Regions from separate parts of the Homo sapiens genome. Here region 2 is linked to region 1. Evidence: chromatin loops called from intact Hi-C (ENCODE). Cell type or tissue: heart left ventricle. All regions are shown on one strand. Each heading gives the region's core, and the rest is flanking DNA. Links, peaks and the distances in the headings are about the cores only. Region 1 has its middle 15 kb from the start of DRGX. Region 2 overlaps ERCC6 (ERCC excision repair 6, chromatin remodeling factor).

The links. Peaks named below come from ENCODE experiments on the same cell type or tissue, not always from the same donor. Only the 100,000 strongest peaks of a DNase experiment are listed, where the experiment ranks them.
Region 2: it touches region 1 in a loop (4-fold over the local background); 89 of 110 quality-filtered maps call a loop at or near these places.

Annotation. Positions count from the first base shown.
Region 1 is chr10:49,405,311-49,417,265 of GRCh38, reverse strand. No RefSeq gene overlaps it. Among named protein-coding and RNA genes, the nearest start is that of DRGX, 15 kb to the right of the region's middle. In heart left ventricle, for the core only: CTCF peaks have their summits at 8,669 and 9,527 (motif pointing left); DNase peaks (open chromatin) are centred at 4,500, 6,695 and 9,515; H3K27me3 peaks cover 999 bases.
Region 2 is chr10:49,505,980-49,517,934 of GRCh38, reverse strand. It overlaps ERCC6 (ERCC excision repair 6, chromatin remodeling factor), which reads left to right. Exons shown (of 21, transcript NM_000124.4): 6 at 11,923-11,955. PGBD3 (piggyBac transposable element derived 3) reads left to right here. Exons shown (of 2, transcript NM_170753.3): 2 at 814-2,830. The coding sequence starts at 821. The coding sequence ends at 2,602. Among named protein-coding and RNA genes, the nearest start is that of PGBD3, 12 kb to the left of the region's middle. In heart left ventricle, for the core only: a CTCF peak has its summit at 5,513 (motif pointing right); no DNase peak of the experiment used is centred there.

The sequences.
Region 1 (11,955 bases), core at 1,917-9,916:
GGGTGATCTAGCAAGCCCCAACTCCTTTCCTCTCCCTGTTCCCCTCACTCCTTTACTGCTTGTTTCTTGTTTATTTCTAAGGGTAAGTCAGGTAAGGGCTCTGTTCTCAAAGGCCCTGATCTGGGGAGACAAGGTGGAGAGACAGGCTCTCCAGGAGCCATGGAGAGGCAGGGAGAATGCCCGTTTTGGGGAGGGTCTTAAGGGACAGAGCTGGATGCCTAGGAGGCAGGTATCCGAAACGGCACTACACTCACTCTTCCACACTCATCAGTGGGGCAACACTGGAGGCCAGCGTTGTCCCCAGAAACGCTCCTGTCGTCTGAGCTGGCCTTGAGAGCTGCACAGACTTTGCTAGGCCCAGGAGGGACTCTAGGAGGAAGAGAGCATGGGCAAGGAGGGCACTGCTGGAATGAGTGATGAGCCAGGGCTCATCACAGAAGGCCAGGAATGGGAACAAGGCAGTTGGATTTTATTCCACAGGCAACAAGGTAACATAACCCATGGGAACTACAAAAAGTCCAAAGGAGAGGCAAGTAAGACACCCATGATCGCACCACTCAGGAGCGACTGTAATTAACATCTAGATCTATTTCCTTCCAGTCTTTTTTCTTATAGTTTTTCATGGTAGATTATAGTTTATCTATCTGTATATTTTCATTTGATGTCTTAATCCAATCATTTTCCCCTTTGAAGAGTTCTTCGGATCACATAATATTGTATCAAGTGGGTGTATCCTAATTTACTTAACATCAATTTCCCAGCTTCTTCTGTTATAAATAACCCCTCTGGACATTTCCATGCATGAAATCTTTCTCCCCTCTCATTTTACATCAGTTTCTTGCAAGACTTCCCAGGTCAGAGGCCGTTCACCTTCCACCTCCCTGCTTGCATGACAGCAAGCTTTTCTTGCACCTGTGTCTTATTTCTCAAGGGCACGATGTGTAGCTTTTCTTCTTCTCTTTTGGGAGTGAGGGCTATGCTCATGGCAGGAGTGCTGTGTCCCCAGGTAAAATCCACAAATTCCTTGGATCTACCCCAGAGTCAGAAGGAGGGAGCCTCCTCTTGGCCAGAAGCATGCCTCTGGCCTCCCAAAGCTGGCTAACTTTTGATGTCACCCAGATGTAAGACAGTGAGGGTCTGGACCTTCTGGACTAGAGGGGTCCAGGGGTGAGGGGAGCAGTGTCATGGAGCACCCAGGACCTACCAGACACCACTCCTGGTGCTTCTGTATGCCTCATTTCAGAGGAGTCTCCTCCAGCCTATCTGGCTCATTTACAGGTGTGGGGAGATCACGGTTGGGAGGACTCCCAGATACCTCACACACAGGTGCTGGGGGGCTGGGAGCTGTCAGCCACATCCCTTTGTCACTCTTTTGGTGGTGCCCAAAGCAGAGCATCTGGATCAGCACACGGTCAAATACCTTTCACTTTAAAGATGTTTCTATTTAGAAATAACTTCAAACTTACGGAAAAGCTATGAGAGTGGCAGATAACTCCCATGAGCTTTTGATCCAAATTCACCAACTGTTTATGTTTTTGTTCCATTTATTTTACCATTTGTATTCTCTCCCCTCTCCCTTCCCCTTCTTTCCTCATCTCTCCTCTCCTCTCTTTCTCCCTCTCCTCCCCTTCTCCTCTTCTGTCTTTCTTCTCCTCTCCTCTCTCTCTCTCCAGACACATATACATGCACGCATGCATACACAAGTACACATTTTTTTTTCCCCAAACGTTTGAGAGTAAGTTGCAGGTATCATGCCCCTTTGCGCCTAAATATTTCAATGTTTTTCCAAGGCACAAGGGCGATCTCTTAGAGAATCGCAGTACAGTTATCAAAACCAGGAAACTTCACATTGACACAACACTGATCCACATTCACACTTTGCCAGCTCTTCCCACACTGTCCTTAGCAGCTCTCCTGCCTGCCTGTCCAGGCTCCCATGCTGCATTCGGTCATCTACCCCTTTAGTCTCCTGCAGCTGGGATAGTCCCCCGCCCTTCCTCAGCCTTCATGACATTCACAATTTGGAGTTCACAGAATGTCTCTTGGTTTGGGTCTGCCTGATGTTTCCTCATGCTCTGGGTGAAGCATCTGTAGCTGATCACATCAGGAGGGGCACATCTGTCCCGAAATCCCTGGGTAGGGTGGTCGACTCCAGGCCCTGCGAATGTAAGCTAATTTTAACGCCTTTGAGCTCAGTAAGTAATTTGTGGGGACATCTTTCTGAGATTATGCAAGTATCCTATTCCTCATCCAACTTTTGCCCAGTGTTTTAACCTCATTGATGAGTTTTGCCTGAATGCATTATTACTATGAGGGCTGCCAAAGGATTTTCTGACTCTGTCACTCCTACATTTATTATCGGCATTTACTGGAAGGAAGAGCTGCTCCTCCTTATTTATTTCCATCAGAATGGACTCATGGAATTTTGTTTTATTCACTAGATTATAATCCATTAGCCTCATCATTTATTTTGATGCTCAAATATTCCTAGTCTTGGCCAGGAGCTGCTGTGAGATAGTGCTGGTGGCCTTTTGACAGGCTCCCATTGCCTTTGGCCATGTCCTCACCTCCTGGCACAGCTCCTTGTGTACATTCCGTATCCTGGCTGGAATCAGACCTCCTTCTGAGAAGTCCTGTCCTTCCCTCCCTTCCTCCCTCCTCCCGATTTTAAACTCTTCATTCTGAAATAATTTCAAACTTATGTAACATTTGCAAGCCTGGCCCCTGTTGCAGTGGGGAATATTATTTAGAAGCCAGTGAGCCCTTTTTGTGCACGTTGCTATTGGAGTATCATTTGTACGATGTGTTTATTTTATATTGATCCTTGTGTGCATAAGAATACTGAGTTTATCATAGTGCTACCAAGTGTCCATTTAAATTACACTTTTGGTTACCAAAGTGAGGCAATTGACAGAAAAATGTGAAGTCAATAGTAGATCTTAGATACAAAGATGGAATGTGGCTGAAATTAGAGAATATGAATGAGTAAAATCAAGAAAACCTGGGCCACATCGTGCTGGACTTGGGTCTGAACACCAATGGGCCCTTTGGCATCCTCACAAACCACTGAATGCCCAACCTTGTGAATATTGCCTTGGGCTATGAGAAGTAGCTCATCCATGCCAAGGCATATGAGTTTAATACTCTCAGCAAGCCTGTGAGGTTTACCAGTATTACTGCTATTATACAGATGGGGAAACCGAGGCACAAAATGCCAATCAATGAGGCGGGGCACCTTGGTGCTCTAGGAACTCAAATCTATAATGGCAATCAGGGACATTGTTCTCTGGGTTCCTACTTTGGGGTATGGGATGTCAGACTGCACAAAATTGAAGATTTTTTCTATTGCTAATATTCAAAGATAAAATGTTTATTGGGGTTGTCTTTCCATTGCAAATGTGCACTGGCTTGGAAGCAATGACTTGCTCATTCAGTTTGTCTGAAAGGGAATTTGTGGGTACGGTCATGTGTTGATTAATGATGGGGATACATTCTGAGAAATGCATCATTAGGTGATTTTGTTGTTGTGTGAACATCATAGAGTGTACTTACACAGACCTAGATGATATAGCCTACTACACACCCAGGCTACACACTTGTACAGGCTTTTACTGTCCTGAGTAGAGCAGGTGATTGTAACACAATGGTAAATATCTGTGTCTCTAACCGTATCTAAACATAGAAGAGGTGCAGTAAAAATATGGTATTAGGCTGGGCTCAGTGTCTTATGCCCTGTAAGCCCAGCACCGTGGGAGGCTGAGGCAGGTGGATGGCTTGAACCCAGGAGTTTGAGATTAGCTTGGCAACACAGCAAGACCCCGTCTCTACCAAAAAAAAAAAAAAAAAAAAAGATGAGCTAGATGTAGTGTTGCACACCTGTAGTCCTAGCTACTTGGGAGGCTAGGTGGGAGAATCACTTGAGGCCTAAGCTGGGGTCAATTTGGTTCCTCTCATGTGGAGCTGAATCAATTGTCATTTATACCAAGTCATATGAATTTAATGTTCTCAGCAGGCCTAGGAGATTTATACCATTATTATTACTATTATACAGCTAGGAAAACGAAGGCACAAAAAGGCCACTCAGCTGGTAAGAGCCTGAGCCAGAGTTTGAATCCAGGCAGTGTGGCTGCAGGCATCCTGTTTAGCTCCCATCCATTTGGCACCTGGTGCAGAGTTAACACGGGGAAGCACACAGCTCAGTGCCTGGCTCCTGGTTGTGTTACTCGTGGCCACGAGGTAAGGAAAAGGTAGGACCACCTGGAAGGCAGAAGTGGTTCTTGGTTGGCCAGTAAAGCTTTGCCTGTGAGGCCAGAAGTGGTGTGCAAGGGCTGGGGCACAGGCAAAGGGAGCTGGGGTGCAGGGCAGGGTCAAATGGGGATGGTCATACTGAGCCCCCTCTGATGCTCTCCACTGCTCTGCAGCTGCCCTTGGGGCTGTAGCGTCTGCCCCAGTGTCTGGCTGCCCCAGACATCACCGCCAGCCAGCCCAGGTGGCTGAGGAGTGTGAGACACAAAGTGGACTTCCAGGACATTGGCTGAGTCTTCCCACCACCCATCAAGCTACCGAATCAATTACTGCAAGGGTTGGTGTGTCTTCCCAGTGGGCCACAAGACCAATGCCTCCCATCACACCTCCTTCATGTCCTTCTTCTCTCACTTCAAGGTGAACCCTGACATCTCCAACCCCGCTTATGTCCCCAACAAGCTCAACTCCACCAGACTCCTTTACTTGGACTCACAGAAGATGGTCTTGCTGAGGGAGTATGCAAACAGAGCGCTGGAGAGTGTGGCTGTGGGGAGGGTCCCGCCCTGGCATGAGCTTCTCTTGACTTTTCATGACTGCTGAGTAGGGTGAGCAGTGGGAATGGTGTGGGAAGAAATGATATCCACTTGGGAACTCAGAGCACTAGATCTCATTTAATGATGACATTGAAGTCCCTGTATGATCTTGGGTGAGGCATAGACTCTCCCTAAGCCTCGGTTTATCCATCCTGGGAATGGTGCTGGCTGAGGGGAGGTATGGGGGCCAGCTTAGGGGGGACTATTGCCTCCTGTGTTATTCTATTCCATAAAACATACAGCTGGGTTCCCCAGGGCAACACTGGCCCAGCACAGAGACAGCCGTTGGTATTTATTGAATGAATAACGAACGGATCAGAGGCTTCTCTTGTCATTCTTTTTCTTTTTAACTCTTTTTTTCCACTTAAAGCCCAGTGTGATCATATTTAGCTATTTCTCTCACAAGGCGATGTCCTGTTTTTTTAAAGCAGGAGGAAGAGTTTTATAGCTTTCTTGCCTTCCCCCACCTCCTTCCCAGCTTAGGTCCAGAAGTCCTGGTTTGCGGGCAGAACCTAAACTCTCCTGGCTGGCTGACTGGGAGATGGTGGAATTGGTCAGCTTTAGCAGGTGATCAGCAGTGGAATTTATAAAGCTTAGGGAAGCAGGTCACTGGCAGAGCTGAGACCCTGCACAGCTGGTGGCCAGTGGCACCTGTGTTTCTGTACCACTGGGACAGAGTGGTGGAGAGAAAAACCTTTTTGATCTTCACTCTTCTTGACCACCCTCCTGGAGCCCAAGTGAGACCATTTGAGATCTAATGAAATCAGAACAAGAGCCCTGCCGTGCCAGTAAGCTACCACTCTCAATCAGGTAGTGGAAAGAGAACAACTTCCTCTGTTGTCCATTGTGGATGTGTGGTATTGCTTAGATTAAAGTGAAGCAAACCCATCCATCCATCCTTCCATCCATCCATCCATCCTTCCATCTATCCATCCATCCATCCATCCGTCCATTCATCCATCCATCCAAATTATGGAGAAGACATTGAAGATGATGTTTATAGCAAGATGTTCAACAACACTGTTTGATTCAAAAAGCTGGTCACAGAAGTCTTCACAATATGATCCTATTTTTGTTTACAACTATTTGTATAGAAAAAACACCAGGCAGAAATTCATTACAGTCAACACTGGAAAGCTTTTCTCTCATTAGTGAGATCATGTGTGGTTTTTATTCTCTTCTTATTTAGCTATGTTTTCTACATTTTCTTCAGTGAAGATATATAATTTTATTTAAAAGAAAAAACGTAACTGATTTAAAAAGAGAGCAGATGTGTTCTGTGTGTTCTTTGGATCTGACTGGGAGACAGGGGTGTCTGTGGGGGAAGGTGGGGACAGCCAGGCAGGGGCATCTTCAGGCTTCATTTGCCAGGTCCTGGTGGGCTCCTGCCTGGCATGAATGAGGTTCTGGTGACCTCTGAGGCTTCTCCTAACTCAGGGTTCCTAGATCAACCTAAGGTGCCATTCAAGGACAGTCTCTCGGTGCCCTGCAGACCTGGGGTGCGGGGAGGTGAAGACAGTCCCATCCCAGCCCTCTGTGAACCGAGGATATGTTCAAAGTCCTGCATTTGAACCTGGCTCTGTCCCTGGCCACCCAGCTGTGTGACCTTAGGAAAATTCCCTCACCTCTGTGAGTGGCAGGCTTCTTATCTGCAAAGAATGGGAAATACCACGTCTCTTAAAGGGCTTATGGGGGAATAAATGGCACAGTAAGCAAATAGAAAGCAAGAGACACTCATCTCTAGTGAGGAGATGAGACAAACACTAGTTCACATAAAAGCCAGCCAAGAAGATGGTGTGGGGCTGGGCTGGGAGCACCCGGGAGCTGGTTTTGCCAGCACTCCTCTGCAGTGCCCAGGCCTGGCAGTGCCCAGGCTGGGCAGAGTGCCCAGGCCTGGTGTTAGGAACATGTCTGCTACTTAATAAAGATAAGGGGGAGGTAACAGGACCGCAGGAATGAATCTATAAAAGCACAGGCTGCTGGCAGCAGCAAAATGGGAATAAACTCCTTAGTGCACCTGCAGAGCCCTCTGTCCCATCACTACGCAGGTGCCCCCACAGCAGGACAACCCTGGGAATGCCTGGGACCCTCTGGCCTGGCAACAGTTTGTTGATTGAATAGATAGAAGCACATACAAGACCCACTTTCTCCCAATAACCCCAGGACCATAATTAGGAGCCAGATAAGCCCGCTACTTGCCTCAGCTCCCCTCTGGTTTTTTGTGTGCCCGGGGCCGGCCCCAGGCTGAGCCAAGGAATCCCAGAGAGGGGCATCTGCCACTTCCTCCTGGGGCTGTCTGGGCTCTCTAGGGTCAAGGACAGTGAGTAAGGAGCCCGATGTGGGTCTGCAGAGCCCAGCTTCACCTGCAGCAGTCTCAAAGGTCCTCCCACCTCCTCTGCTGCTGACACAGCCTCCCCCAATCCTGCCATCTAGTGCTCCTTTGATGATGGTGAATTCTGAAAGGAGCCCCACCTGCAGACCTGGGGAGGGCCACAGGGTTTAGAAGACTTTCTGAGAAAACACACCGGTGAAGTCCAGCTGTCCTGCTGGACGCGCTCCTGGACTGTGTGGCTTTCTTGCAGATTTCTTTCCCCTTTCTTCCCTCTTTGGTGTCCCAGGTTGTTTTGTCCTCCCCTAATCCCTTCCTAAGTAGAAACAAAGACTCAAAAAGCCAGGAGCCTGAATGCAAGATGGGAATAAAGAGGTTGAAGAGCCAGGGATGCAGGAGGGCAGGAAGGAGGAAGGCCCTTGGGGGGAAGATGGGTGAGACAGGCCCTGCTGGGGTTGGCAAGGAGAGGGTCTCTCTTCTTGGGTAGCCAGAGAATCAGTGCCGGGTGCTACCTCACCCAACTGGTGGAGCTCTGATGTTCCTGCCGCAAGGACTTTCTGGGGGAATGGGGCCTTGGGGGCTGTCTCCCACCCTCACCAAGACTAAAAGGGCCGAGGCAGTTGAGACTGTCATGTGAGTGGACACACAACCACTGCCACACAAGAAATTGGGAAAAACATCTGTGTCACAGATGACAAATGGAAGATGAAAGCCTTATGACATTAAAAGCTCTCACAAGCTATGAACCTTTCAAAAAGAAAACAGGCGGAGAAGAGGAAGTCCCCCCACCTTGGCCCGGCACAAACAACTTAAAAAAATACAATATAGTCAATATATGTATGATAAACTGTTTTAGCCTGTAAAAATGGAAAAAAGAAAAAACCCTGAGATAAAACAAAATGCCTTTTTGTGTGGCTTGTCAAATCCAGGCACCTGGCATGTGGAGAAATTCCACCATCCCCGAGGTCCTCGGGTTTTAGATTGCTCTCCAGGAGGGCAGACATCCTGCCCTGGTGGCGGGCTCAGAGCCAAAGGCAAGGCCGATAAATAAGTGATGGGATTTCTGGGCACAGAGAGGCAGCTGGGATTACGGTAAATGAAACCTGAACATCGAGGCTCCCACTCACCACTGGACCTGCACAGGTGGATACTCCAAATGATCTCCTTTTGTGCACCCTCACTATAGTTTCATTATGGTCCATTAAACAGCAATAATTAAAACAAAATATATTGGATTTGTTTATCCTGGACTTTGCAAGGAAATGAGATTTGCAACGGTGTTGGTGCACAGTTGAGGACTACAGGACTTGTAATTAGCAGGGTAATTAAGGAGGTGTCGCCTTTTTACTGCAACGGTGAACTTCTCAGGGATAATGAACTCTCCTGGTGGAGGGGAGTCCGGCTGGGGGTAGCCATGGGGACCAGGGGCTGCCTATTGCTGGTCCAGCCAGTAGGGGAGCTGGGGCTCATTTACGTAACAAAATGCTGCATGCCAGGTGCTGTTCTAGAAGCCAGGGTGCACCGTGGAGCTTGCATGAGAGCACTGAGACAGACACCAAGCATGTGCCAATAAAGCATTTGAGAAGGACTTAACAGCTAAGCAGGAAACCAAAGCAAGAATAAAGGTGGAGAGTAGTGGGGACGAGAATTGGGCTTCTTTCGTCTCGGAAGTCTTCTCTTGAAGAGAAGACTTTAAGCCGAGATTAGGATGAAGTGAGGGCCAGAGTCTTGAAGGCCACCCAGGGGCAGCTTTCCAGACAGTGGGAAGGGCAAGGACTGGTGGGAAGGTGGGTGATGGTGTCTGGCCAGGCTGGAGTGGGAACGGGGTACAGGAATGGGTTTTCTCCCCGACTGCCCCCGGTGTGATGCAGAGTGTGAGGACACCCCAGTGACCTCTTGCTCTCTACCCCCTGACACAGAAGGCAGACCTTGTCCCCACTAATTTATTCAATAAAGGCCCTCTCTCCAGGCTGTGTACCTCAGGTGGAGCTAGAGGCAGAGGCACCTGGGAGGACATATTCTTGAGTTGGAGTTGTGAGGTCCAGGGCACATCTCCAGCTTCACCTGTGGTGCCCACCTAAAGGAGAAGGGGTGCCCAGCTACTGTGGGGCTAGGGAGGTAGAATGAACTCCATCATCTGTCCCTTCATCCATCCATTTTTTCATTCCTCCTTCCTCCTTCCATCCACCCACCTATCCATCCATTCTCCACCCAGCAGGCATTTGCAATTTCTGATACCCCAGGCTGTTCCAGGGCCTTAGTAGGAGCAGGAACACCCAGATTGGCCCTGGCTCCTGCCATCCACATGAAGCTCTCTCCAGCGGAAAAGGAGCTACTCCGTCTGCAGTTTGGTGCCACCTGGTGGCAGCTGTTGGCTCTGGCTGAAATCAGTGAGGATGATTCTGGGCTGGGTGGCTCTGTGCAACTTCAGGACAGCAGCAGCTGTTTCAGAAAGTACCAAGTAGGTTAATGCCTCTTCTCAGCCCAGTCTGAGGAAGTTGAGCTGGGAGAATGTTGGGGATGCAGAGACCCCTCCCTGCCCCCACTTCCCTTTTCCCACGATTGGTGGCAGGCTACCTGGCTTCCCACTGTTTCCCCTGTGCTCCCTCGGAGGCAGTGGTTACTACTCTGAATTTACATTTTTATGGAGTTTATAGTTCTGTCCAGTGACCCAGAAAGTATGGCCACTGAGGAGTCTCTCTGTAGGGCTGTAGGCAGAGAGCCCCATCTGCTGCTGACAGCCCTCTGAGACCGTGGGAGGAGCCAAGCGGGTTCAGGGGAGGCTCTGAGGACCACCATATGCCACATGCTAGATGACCCTGCCTGGGAGAAACAGCCAGCAGCCTTGACCTTGACTCCTTTACTATCTGAACTTGTGAGTATCTTTTTTCCTGGCCACGGAAAACAGACCCCTGACCTCATGACTGATTGTCCTAGGACCTGCCTCTACAGGCTTCCAGCTCCACCCCAGAGACCTTTAGCTTTGGGCTACCTGCTTATGACCTCTTCCCCCAGCCAGCCTCTTTACTGAAGCATCTATCTGGAGGCTCAGGGCTTTCCTACAGACCTCTGTCCCTGGCCTGGGTCCTCACATAAGTGTCCAACATCCCAGGCCGTCCCTGAGACCCTGCCTGGCTCTAACTTTGCCACCACTGACTAGAGTGGCTGACTCAGAGGCCTCTGGGATTTGCATGATGGATGTAGTTTTCCACATGGAGCTGTGCTCGTGGGTGTCTCACCACCCAAGAGGATGGGCCACTTGGTTAAGGAGGGGGAGCTGAAGGTTGCTCAAGGTGGAAGTGAAGATGAAGAGAAAAATACTTGCATGCCAATGGTCACTGATGGGCTTTCACAGAAATAGGAAGGACTGTGAGTAATTTGAGGCATCTGCAATATGCTTATTCTTTGATCAGATCATGTATCTACTGAAAATTTATTTTAAGAAAATAACAAAAATTAGCCCAGCAAATTTTTGTATTTTTTGTACAGATGGGGTTTTGCCATGTTGTCCAGGCTTGTCTGGAACTCCTGGGCCTGCCTCAGCCTCCCAAAGTGCTGGGACTACAGGCATGAGCCACCTCCCACTGCTAGTTTTAATTTTTTGTCTTATGTCCTTCGTTAAAATTTTTTTAAACATTTAATTCATTGATTGATTGATTTTCCTTTAGACAACTTTTTCTGAAGAGCATAATAAAAGGAAAGTCAGCCATAAACAAAGCACTTAAAAAATACATTCAGGGATTATAAGTTCAGCTGCCTTCAGACAAGAGACAGAAAGTATCCTTGTGTGAGGGGTGAGATATTCCAAGGGACCAGAACCTCCGCCAGATGCATTCCGTGCAATTGTTTTCACATTTTAGAAAATACAAAACGACTCTAATACTGACACTGGCCAAACAACTCAATGCTCCCACTGGCTGGACAGCCAGAAGGTAACCTTTGCCTAAAGTAAGAAATGAGGGTCCCCTTCCCTTCACCCCTTCTGCATTCCTACCCCCCAACTCCAAACACAATTTCCTGGTTAAAGGGGCGAGGACATGAGAGCCAAGGCAGGTGCTCCTGGGAGAGCCATTGCAGGGAATGGGGAGTAGGCATTACTTGGACACAGCAGAGTTTAGCATAGATGTTGCCAGACAGAGTCTGGACCTGGGTGGGGACAGGCAGGAGGAGAAGGAAAAGGGGGAAGAGGGACAGAAGGGAGGGGAGAGGGAAAGGGGTGAGGAGAGAGGGAGAGGGAGTGGGAGGGAAGGGAAAGAGGAAGGGAAGGAGGGAGTGGAGGGGAGAGTAGGGAGAGAGGGTGGGAAAAAGGGAAGAGGAGGAGGAGAGAGAAAAGGAGGAAGGAGAGAGAGGGAGAGAGAGAAAGACGGGGGGCATTTCAGGAGTGAGGACAGATATGCAGATGTGGAAGGGCTGCCCCCCTCCTCTGTTTTCTGAAAGGCTGTCACAGTTGCTAACCACCACCATCAGCTGTGGAGAATGTTACCATTTCACACAGTAGTTCTTCCATGATGGGAATCCTTTTGGCTTTGCAGATGGGAAAAATGATGCTCAAAAAGCTAAGACAACCAAAGAGCTGGAAAGCAGCAATAAGGATTTGGGACATGAAGCCCCATATCCATTCTATGACTTCAGCTGCAGAGTGGTGGGAGAGTAGCCATTGGGATGGTTTGTGGGTGCAGTCAAGAGAAGCAGGCTAGGGAGAAGTGCCTTCCCACTGCTGCAGCCTTTCCTGTAAGACTGGAGAGGGTGTTCACCTGGCTCGCACACCGTGTATCCCCATGACCATGT
Region 2 (11,955 bases), core at 1,383-9,382, 100 kb before region 1:
AGTTTGAGATTTTATCCAGAAACCTAAATACAATTATTTTAAGAATGTTCTTAACATCTCTGAGAGTTCATTTTTCTCAAGAAATAAGCCTGGCCGGGCACAATGGCTCATACCTGTAATCCCAGCACTTTAGGAGGCCAAGGCAGGAGGATTGCTTGAGCTCAAGAGTTCGAGACCAGCCTGGGCAACATGGTGAAACCCCAAAAATAGAAAAAGTTAGCTGGGTGTGGTGATGTGCGCCTGTAGTCCCAGCTACCCAGGAGGCTGAGGTGGGTGGATCACTGGAGCCTGAGAGAAAAAAAAAAAAGAAAGAAGACTGTGTTCATTTTCTTTTAGGAATCTATAAGTTGAAAGAAAAAGTTACACTTTTAAAACCTATTTATGCCTAGTGTTCCATTATTGGAACGCTAAGCATGTGGGAGTTATTCATGCCCTACTGCTCAAGGTCATTGCCAAGGTCTGATTTTTCACACATGTCTGCCTCCTGAGGGTACATGTTATCACTTGGTGCACAGAGTTAGTTACTGCTACAGATACTGGCATGCTGGGAGCTTGTCAAAAAGTGATGTGAGTTTTCAGAAACATTTTTGAGTATCCAAAGACAGGTACATATAACTTTACTGCACTACATCCTATACTAGTAATTTTTAAGAAATAACTTCTCTACTAGTTATGCTATTGTGCGGTAAAAAGAAAATACAGAAAGTATTATTATTGCATTAGTTATGGGTTTGACATTTTTCATGTTCCATTTTTGGAACACTAGGCAAAACCACTACCACTAGGACTAATAATACCTTTTTTCCGTTTTAGTCCCAAGATGCCTCGAACACTAAGTTTACATGAAATAACTGACCTTTTAGAGACAGATGACAGCATAGAAGCAAGTGCTATAGTGATACAACCACCTGAAAATGCTACAGCACCTGTTTCTGATGAGGAATCAGGAGATGAAGAAGGTGGAACAATAAATAATCTGCCAGGTTCTTTGTTGCACACAGCTGCGTATCTTATTCAAGATGGCTCTGATGCTGAGTCTGACTCAGATGATCCCTCATACGCACCTAAAGATGACTCTCCTGATGAAGTTCCATCTACGTTTACTGTGCAGCAACCTCCACCATCAAGGAGGAGGAAAATGACAAAAATTCTTTGCAAATGGAAAAAAGCCGACCTAACTGTACAACCCGTAGCAGGTAGAGTTACAGCACCACCAAACGATTTCTTCACCGTAATGAGAACTCCCACAGAAATTCTTGAACTTTTTCTTGATGACGAGGTCATTGAACTCATTGTCAAGTACTCCAACTTATATGCTTGCAGTAAAGGTGTACATCTTGGCTTGACTAGCTCTGAATTCAAATGTTTTCTGGGAATTATTTTTCTGAGTGGTTATGTCTCAGTTCCTAGAAGGCGTATGTTTTGGGAACAAAGAACAGATGTGCATAATGTACTGGTTAGTGCTGCCATGAGACGTGACCGGTTTGAAACTATATTTTCTAATTTGCATGTTGCTGACAATGCAAATTTGGATCCAGTGGACAAATTTTCCAAATTGCGACCTCTCATAAGCAAACTTAATGAGAGATGCATGAAATTTGTTCCAAATGAAACATATTTCAGCTTTGATGAATTCATGGTTCCTTATTTTGGTCGTCACGGGTGCAAACAATTTATTCGGGGAAAGCCCATTCGGTTTGGCTATAAGTTTTGGTGTGGTGCCACCTGTCTGGGCTACATTTGCTGGTTTCAGCCGTATCAGGGTAAAAACCCAAATACTAAACATGAGGAATATGGTGTCGGTGCGTCACTTGTCCTTCAGTTTAGTGAGGCACTTACAGAGGCACACCCTGGACAATACCATTTTGTATTCAATAACTTTTTCACCAGTATTGCACTTCTTGATAAGCTCAGTTCAATGGGACATCAGGCAACAGGTACAGTGAGAAAGGATCACATTGACAGAGTTCCACTGGAATCAGATGTAGCTTTAAAGAAAAAAGAAAGAGGCACATTTGATTATCGAATTGATGGCAAAGGCAATATTGTCTGCAGATGGAATGATAACAGTGTTGTCACTGTTGCCTCATCTGGTGCTGGTATCCATCCCCTGTGTCTTGTCAGTCGTTACTCCCAGAAACTGAAAAAGAAGATACAAGTTCAGCAGCCAAACATGATCAAAGTGTATAACCAGTTCATGGGAGGCGTAGACAGAGCTGATGAAAACATTGATAAGTATCGGGCATCAATCCGTGGAAAGAAATGGTATTCAAGCCCTCTTTTGTTCTGTTTCGAACTGGTCTTACAAAATGCTTGGCAATTGCATAAAACATATGATGAGAAACCAGTGGATTTTCTGGAGTTTCGTCGACGTGTGGTATGCCATTATCTGGAGACCCATGGTCATCCTCCAGAACCTGGCCAAAAAGGAAGACCTCAGAAGCGTAACATTGACTCACGTTATGATGGCATAAATCATGTGATAGTCAAACAGGGAAAGCAAACGCGATGCGCTGAATGTCATAAGAACACAACTTTTCGATGTGAAAAATGTGATGTTGCCTTACATGTGAAGTGTTCCGTTGAATATCACACTGAATAGCAGGTGTCACCACCTCCTGAGATAAGAAACATAGTTTTATACATTATGTACAGTGTAGCAGTGGTTTTGCCTAGTGTTCCAATTTTGGAACGTCACATAACAATGGAACATAATAAATTTTTTTTTCTCTTCAAATTTTTGTTCCTTGAATTTTTCTAGGTAACATATATGAATTTCATGCAAAAATTCAAAAAATTGTAACCTCAGACATAAATGGGTTAAAGATGTTTTCTTAGAGAGCACATTGCCTTCTTTTAAATAACAAAGCTGAGACACAAATGAAGACTAATTCTGCTTCCTGCTCTGCACACACCTTTCATTCTTGGCTCTGGGCATAATTGTCTATATCAGTCTTAATTTACTCCATGAGATCTGCACTCCTAACTGAGGGTATTTCATCTGCTCAGATTTGCCAATTAAGTTTACCCAGATAGACCATAAAAAGGAAGATAAGAAAAGTAAAACACCAAGTATCTCAATTTAGCAAATTAGACTAATCTGTAAGGCATTCTTAGCTGTCTGAAATAGAAAACCTATCATACTACAGAATGCAAACTATATTAAATACCCAGCTTGGTGCCTGAATATATTTTTAAAAATCAAATTGTACTCATTGTGCCTCTGTTGTTGAATTTCTTAAATGGATATTGCAATAGGTAGAGAATGATCTTGAGGTTGAAATGTCACTCTGTATTAAGAATGATTTAACTGTATGATACACAGCTTTTTCCTTACAGACGGTGTAGATTTAAACTGCTCTGTGTACAATGATCCTTGCAACATAAAAATATTACAATAGAGCAGTAAGGTCTGTTTTGAATTTTGAGCACCACGGTAGGTGACCTCCTTGAAGTTTTGGAGAGGGCATGTTTATTTTATTAATATGATCTCAGGCAACTAATATTTGATAATTCCCATTAATATGTGTATTTTGTCCCTTTTGTGTGTTGGTATGGGCAGTTGTGTACATTGATTTGTCTAGTATAAAATGTGTATTACATGATTGTTCAGCCTATATTATGTATAGTTCAAAGAACTGCTAAACTGATTTTACTGTTACTTGGAAAAGTTTGCAGGGGTGTAGTGAAGAGTGAGTTTTGACTTACTTTGCACACTATTAAGGTGGGGAAGGAATCATGTTATTGTACAAAAATGAAGGCAATCTTTCCCTTCTTTAAACCTTAGTCCTGATGTTTTTTTAAGACAACATTTGGATTGAAGTTTTAGAATTTGGTTTGTTCTTGTGCAATTGCTTTCGTTCTGTGGCAGTTAGAGGACCCTTCGCTGGCACTGTGAGAAAAGGGGTGGTACTAGGGAGTTTGGAAAATACTTTTTTGAAGACAGTATTATGTAACAGATAGGAATATAGACTCTGGAACTTGATTATCTGGGTTTGAATCTTTTCCCTTAACTCATTGGTAATCTTGGACAGCTTCCTTTCTTTCTCCCTGTCTGCTTTAATTGTTAAAAAAAAAAGAGAGAGAGAGAGAATAACAATAGTATTGATATGGTTTGGCTTTCTGTCCCCACCCAAATCTCATCTTGAATTGTAGTCCCCATATGTCAAGGGAGGAACCTGATGGGAAGTGATTGGATTATGGGGGCGGTTTCCCCCATGCTGTTCTCACGATAGTTAGTTTTCATGAGAGCTTATGGTTTTAAAAGTGGAAGTTTTTCCTGTGCTTGCACTCACTTCCTCCTGCCGCCTTGTGAAGAAGGTGCCCTTCACCTTCCACCATGATTATAAGTTTCCTGAGGCCTCCCAGCCGTGCCGAATTGTGAGTCAATTAAACCTCTTTCCTTATAAATTACCCAGTCTCGGGTATTTCTTTATAGCAGTGAAAATGGACTCATACAATATAGTATCTCCCTTATTAGGTTGTAAAGATTAAATGAATTAATAAATGTGAAATACTTAAAATAGTGCCCAGTACCCAGTATCACTGTCAGTCATAATTACTATTTGTTTTCTGACCCAATTAAGAAATATGTATGTATGTGTGTATATGTAATCTCAAAACAAAACTTGTCCAGAGCTAGCTGACTTTCCTTAAGGAGGCAGTATATAGCATAGGGGTTAGACACCACGGGCCATGGAGTGAGTGCCAGAGCCTAGCCGAGTAGCTCTGAGGTCTTGTGTATCCACTCACCTGTAAGATGGGGATCACAGCAGTACCTTCTTCATGGGTGATGATATGTATAAGATATTTGGCATACATCAGGCACTCCGTAAGTATTAGCTATTCTTGTTACATGCCCACTAGCTAAAAGTTACCACAAAGATTCCACCAAGGCAGTAAGATGCTTGAAATGAGGGTCTGTGAGAACCGTGAAGGAGGGTGTATAATGAATACTCATACGTATGAAAAGGTGACCTTTCACAAGTAAAGGCAGTTTAACAATTGATATTACAGGTTGACCATCCCTAGTCCGAAAATCCAAAATCTGAAAATTTTTTAGCAACGTGATGCCACAAGTGGAAAATTCCATATTTGACCTCATATGTTGGGTCTCAGTCAAGACACAGTCAAAACTTCGTTTCATGCACAAAATATTGTATAAAATTACCTTCAGCCTATGTGTATAAGTTATATATGAAACATAAATGAATTCGTATTTAGTCTTGGGTCCCATCCCAACATATCTCATTGTGTATATGCAAATATTCCAAAATCCAAAACACTTCTTGTCCCAAGCATTTTGGATAAGGGCTGTTCAACGTATCATAGGCATAGTAAAATCATTAGCTGTTACAAACTTTGTTTTATTGATGTTATGCTTTTGGTACCTTTCATACTTTTTTAAAATAAGCTTAAGGCCCACTTAATGATAAAATATCTATAAAAATATAAGTACAGTATCAATATTGGGAAGAAATGTAATTATTTCTCCTTTGAACACACTAGGGGGCACTAGACATCTGTCTAGGGGACAAACCGTGCAACATGCCCCTTGGTTCTAAGTGTAGGTAGGTCAGGATTGCAGTATGGTTTCTCACAGTTGTATTCTGAGGTAGATGTACCAGATCCTTCTCTTGTATCTCTTTTGTGTCTTCTCTTTTGGCTTGATTTCCAGCCTCCTTGCTGTCCTGGATGATAGGATGTCCTGACTGGAATGTCCTGCTGATCTTGACTGACCAGTATGGAGTGAGCTAGCATGACAGTCTGCTATGCTTGGGGGTTGAACTGAGCTCCTGCTGGCTCAAGACTGCAATAGGTGTTTTGACATTTGTTATTTTTTATTCACATTTAACCTGCAATTAATTAAAATTTCTCAATCTTTTTGTGTAATCTGCCAACTGTTATAGCATCTGAAATTTATGTAGTTTCAAAAGTATAATGTACATACATAATTTCATTTAGTCCTCATAAAAAGTCATTATTTGGCTCATTTTGTGGTGGAGGAGGCAGATTCAACAATGTTACATTATATTTTCTAAAGTTCAGGCCTCCCCTTACCAGTTAAATGCCTGTAATGCACCTCTTTTGCCTACATTCGGTTTTCACTTCTCTGTGGTTATCTTAAATCTGTGTCTGTTGTTGGGTTCTCTTCTAGTGACCACCACTGGAGCCTGAGACGGGCTTTAGGAGTTAGAAAATGCCCTGATGGGTCGGGAATGGTGGCTCACGCCTGCAATCCTAGCACTTTGGAAGGCAAGGCAGGCAGATCACTTGAGGTCAGTAGTCTGAGACCAGCTTGGCCAATATGGCAAAACCCCATCTACACCAAAAAATACAAAACTTAGCCGGACATGGTGGCGCATGCCTGTAGTCCTAGCTATTCTGGAGGCTGAGGCACAAGGATTGCTTGAATCTGGAAAGTGGAGGTTGCAGTGAGCTGAGATCGTGCCACTGTACTCCAGCTGACGTGACAGAGTGAGACTTTGTCTCAAAAAAAAAAAAAAAGTAAAAAAGAAGATGAACAACACACTTACTTTATTTGGGTGCAGCTGTGACTTTTACATGTATAGATTAAAGAAAAAAATGAAAGTGGGAACATCAAAAACACTATTTCCTTCCTAGTAATGTAAATATAGTTTAAGTCTAGACTTTTTTCCCATCATAAGAATTCTTTCATAAGAAGGTGCTTCTTTTGTCCAGCCTTTCCCACCTGGTCCTGGGGAAGCTTGGGAGCAAACTCAGGGCTCCTGGTTCTTTCCATCAGCTGGCGTGCAGAAACCAGGCTCCTTACAGAGGAGACCTACTGGTGATGAACCCAAAAAATGGAGCTCAGACTTAAATCACTCACACAATTTTTATTTATTTACCTTTTTATTGTTCAAAATGATGAGCTTTCCTTCTCCTTATCTTTTTTTTTTTTTGTTATAAGATTCTAAATTAAGAACTTCTCTGATGTTGCAGCCACCCTCATTATGGGTCATTTTTTTGTAGCGAACCTTAACCATTTTTATCCAGTGGACAGAGCTAGGAGCAGTGCTTTAAAGTCATATGGGTAGAAGGAGTAGGAAATGCAGCAAGAGGTAGGCTCTAAATGAGACAGAACAGAAAGTTTCCAGAACCCATTTCTGGATGACCCCATTTGACCATTTTCAAGTCACGCTTCTCTGTCTGTGTCTTCCTTTTCCCTAACCGAATTATGAACTTCATTCATTCATTCAGCACTTAACGGTCTGCCATGAGGAGGCATTATACCAGTCTCTAGTGCTATAAAAATGGCTAAGACAGTGTTTGTCCCCAGGTGGCTTCCAGTCCAGTGGAGGACACTGGTATGGATTTCACAATATGCTACACTTGATGGGCACTGTAGTAGAGATCCCAGGTGTGTCCAAGATGTCACGGGATTGGGAGGGCCCTTGGAAGACAGGACACCTAAGTCTGGCTGGTCATGGGAGGTTTCTGTGCATGGTGGTGCTGCATGAGTGAGGGTTTGAAAGGTCTGCTGAATGTGTGGATATGTAAGGGGAAGGATTTGGGGACAGTACAGGAATGCAGGTGCACAGAGATGAGGAGGCTGCATACATGGTATGGCACGGTGGTAGCTAGCTGTGTCTTTCCACTTATTTATTTTGAACATCCTTGGAATGCTGAAAATTCTTCTAAAATAAATTAACTTTAAATGGCAGCAACTAGCTTTCAGGGTTCCATTGATGCGGCACCCTAATAGGTTACAACTGGGGGAAGCATTGTTCCTGGTGTCGTTCAACTGGTTGTGCTGGGTCTGAGTTGCTTCTGACAGATGATTATTGCAGTCTCAGCCCCAGGCCCCACAGCCTGGGCCAGATTCTCATTCCTACCTGAATGTAGGGAAACCAGGGAGTGTTTTCTCTGTCTGCATCTGACTGGAATTGTAGGTTTATGTTTGTTCCCAGCTTCTCTTGTAATTGGCTGCCAGTGGAGTTGACAGCAGGCTGAATCTGGCAGTTGTGTGAGGAGCTAGAAACACAGCCAGTGAACACCATGCCCACCACTTCGTTTTATGTGGCTGCAGCTGTGACTATTACGTGTGTGGATTTTTTAAAATGAGAGAATAGAGAACATGAAAAAGTTATTTGTTTTCTAAAAGGGTAAATATTGGACTATTTACTGCCCCCTTCTGCTTTTTCTCAGTTAACTGGTCTACTTTTTGAAATAACAGAATTTAGACATTTTGAGGTCATTTCTAATTTTTAAGATTTCAGCTCACTTGGCCCAGATTTTAATTCTTACCCACTCCCTACCAATTTTAAGTCAATCTGTATCTATTTTTGTTACTATCATGTAAAAGACTGCCATACTTAATGACAGTTTACTATTTACAAATTTGTGACAGAATTTTTAAATTGAGATATTCCAGCAGGTACCATCTGAAGACTAGGTATCTTTACTCCTATGGTGAGCACATTATTCATAATAATTAACTGAGCATCCATTTGATGAGCTATCATAGTTTCTGTTTAAGTATACATGTTCAGGTAGTTCTGTTAAACAGAGTACGTTGCAATATGCACATTGCATTGGGCCACATACGTAACTTGCTTTCTCTTCTTTCAGTGAACATAGTAATAGTATCTGCTGCAGGGTTGTCGTGAGGATTTCAGAAAATGTATGTGGTTTTATATAATACTATAGTAGTTTATTAAGCACTTCCTAATCTAGGTTCTGTGCTAAGGTGCTTTATATGTGACACCTTATTTAATCCTTCCCAGAACCCAGTGAAGTAGGTGCTGCTGTTCTCCCCATCTCAGTGGAGGAAACTTAGATGCTGATGAAGTTAAGTTACTTGCTGAGGGTTCATGAGCTAGTAAATGGCACCAGGATTTGACTATAGCTAGTCTGAGCTCAGACTTTTGTGCCTGGGCCTGCACTTCTGCATATGTCAAACCCAGGATGTTTATATACAGAATCCTTTATATCTGCTGGCCAGACAGACTACTCAGCCTGCCAGACTACAGTACAGGCTGGTTAGACATGTTAAAGAGAGCCCTTAAAGTCTCTTGGCAGCGTCTGGGATGAGGAAGGCACGTTTCTGTGTATGTGCAGATGAACCTGGTTCTCCCCCTTTCCCTAGTGTGTTGTGGTGTACTTGTCGGCCCCATCTTTAGCTGTGCTGCTTCAGTGGACCCTCATCAGATGGTCAGGTCTATTTTGGCTACAAGTCACATGAGGAAGTATTGCTTATGTAACAGAAGAATCTCTTCGCCTGAGCTCTGTATGCATGTGGTTTTATAACCATGATATTTTCTGTCTTTAATATGTGTATAATTCTACTGGGGCAATTTGTCTTCACAATGATACAAATACTTGCAGGCAATAATGATTTTCCCCACCACTTTTAGTCATCCTTTAGCCAAACTGAATAAATGTTTGGCCCTTTTCATCTTTCTTTATGAAGCGGAAGGCACTAGAATGCAATCGTTTCTGTAGTGGCTTATGTGGTTTCCTAGGTGCTGAGTTCTGTGGCGACAAGATGCCTGTATATTTTAGGAGGGAGGGAGGAGGAGGAAACTGAATCTTGTCGATGCAGAGTGATGTGGTGGGAAATTTAGCAGCCACAAAGATTGACTGGCTAAGTCTAAGGAAATGGTCATCATATATCAATAAAGTTTAAAAAGTGATACCCTGTATATAAAATATTTAATGGCCTTGTGCCAAACTTCAAAAGGCAATATATTCTGGTGTTTTTATTTCTCCTTCTGTAAAATTATCTTGGAGAAATTGCAAAGTGAAGTATGTTTAAGTGGCTGTGATTCTTCCAAGGTTTATGTTATCCACAAGTTTGCTAAATACAAGTATCCTTTGTTATGCAGAAGTTTGGCTCTGCGTTCATAGTTTTGATACCGAGGACTCTCTCATTATGTAAACTCCTCGACTGCTGAATTTCAGAGTGAGTAGCAAGAATTCAGATATGTGTATCAGGAAAGTGTATATATATCAAGAATTCAGATATGTGTATCAGGAAAGTGTATATATATCTGTTCAGTTTCTAAGTTTTGATAGTAAGGGATACCTATATGCCAGGGCTTCTTGGCTTTGACATTATTGACATTTGAGACTTGATAACTTTTTACCGAGGGGTTTGGGGGCTGTCCTGTGTGGTGTAGGATGTTTAGCAGCATACCTGGACTCACCTGCAAGATGCCAGTAGTAGTATATCCTCCCGACTCCTTCCACAGTTCTAACAACCAAGAATATCTCTGGGCATTGTCAGATTACCCCAGGGTGGGGTTGAAGGGACAGAATTGCCCCCTGTCAAGAACGATTGTTGTACACCATTGCATTTAACTAAATTTGTAAATAACATGAAACCCAGAAGACTTTTATAGCCACCTAGAGATAATTCATTTTGTCCATTGCATGGAGATAATTTTTAAGGAAAAAAAATACCAGTGGAGAAGAAGAGATTGCCTTTAGAAGTTAAGCACAAAAAGGACATTAAATTTTTTTATAAAAAGTATCACTTATTAAACTGTTGTTAGATGATAGCTATTTCCTTAGACTTGGCCATATACTGCCTCTTCCATTTGCTGTTCTTCTCTGGAAATGACCAACAGTGCTTCATTGATCTTATTTATAGGTCCTTTACTACCGTGTAGTGCAATTTCAGATAACCAGTTCTTGTTGATCACAAGTAAATTTCAGCTAGCCCTTCCTTTTGTTACCTTGAAGAGTTGAAATTTTCAACAAGGCAAGAGTTTATCAGAGGATGTGCTTTAAGGTCCACCAGTAGCTACCTACATACTAGCATTGGGCTCTGTGTGGTTTTGTAATGGATACTGGACAACACACCATACCTTTGGCCAGGCAGCATGTGTAGTATTACCCTTTCATTTTCTCTTGCCTTCCCTCGGACATTCTCTCTTACTCTTGCATAGTCAGTGGCAGATAAATGCCTTATATGTGTTGCTGCTCTTACTCGCTTCCTATGAGTTTTTTTTTTATTGTAGTTTGAAAGCATTTCTCTGTATTATTGTTTTATTCCATTTCCACCATTTTGTGAAATTCAGAGCATCAGTTGCACCATGCTGAATGAAAACATCATCTTTTTATTTTGAAAGTGAATAGAATTTGAGGCTTTTTTTTTTTCCCCACTCACGACAACTAGAGTCCATTATAGTTATGTAAATGCAAAATTAGTCTGGTTAAATGGGTGCACCTTCTCCACAACCTTGGTGTATTGCTAAGACTTTCAGATATTTAGATGAAATATATTTCCTTCTGAAATATAAGTGTTCACCTTATTTTATATCTGAAAGTATCATATTACTAAATTTGTAACTTAGATTTTATTCAGTGAACACATTTTTTTGAGTGGTAGCACTATCAGTGCTTGTATATTGCTGATGCCTCTTCCCCCAGTTAAGTAATCAGTAATGTGAACCTGATTCAGTGATTTTGACCCCAAATTTGCTTTATGTTTAAGGGGCTTTGTTGTTTTATGCTGTGACTATCATATCTTTAGAACAGAAATAGTAATTATAAATCTATTTTTTGTTACATAGTATTGCGGTTGTGAAGACACTCAATTATATTGAAATTTTTACTGAATCTTTTCTAGGACTAATTTCATGTCTTACGAACCAGCAGAGAAATTTTCCCTTAGGGTATGCCAGAAGAGGAGCAAGTAGTTTTGATAATGAAATGAGACCTTAAAGAAATATTTCTAGAGCAGCTATAATAATTTACATAAGAAATGAATTGAGATGGCTGGAGAAGAGAATTGTTTTTCCTCTTTGAATATCAGTGTTTTGGGTAATAATGGCAGCATTAACCTAAGAGACCGTTCTAATTTGCCTGTTTTTTCTTGTACATTATCAGGAGCTATCTTTTTAAATCTGTCTTGTGATCAAAATAATGGAAATGTGATTTTTATTTTCATGGTAGGAGATGGAATAAACTGAGACTGCAGGACAAAGA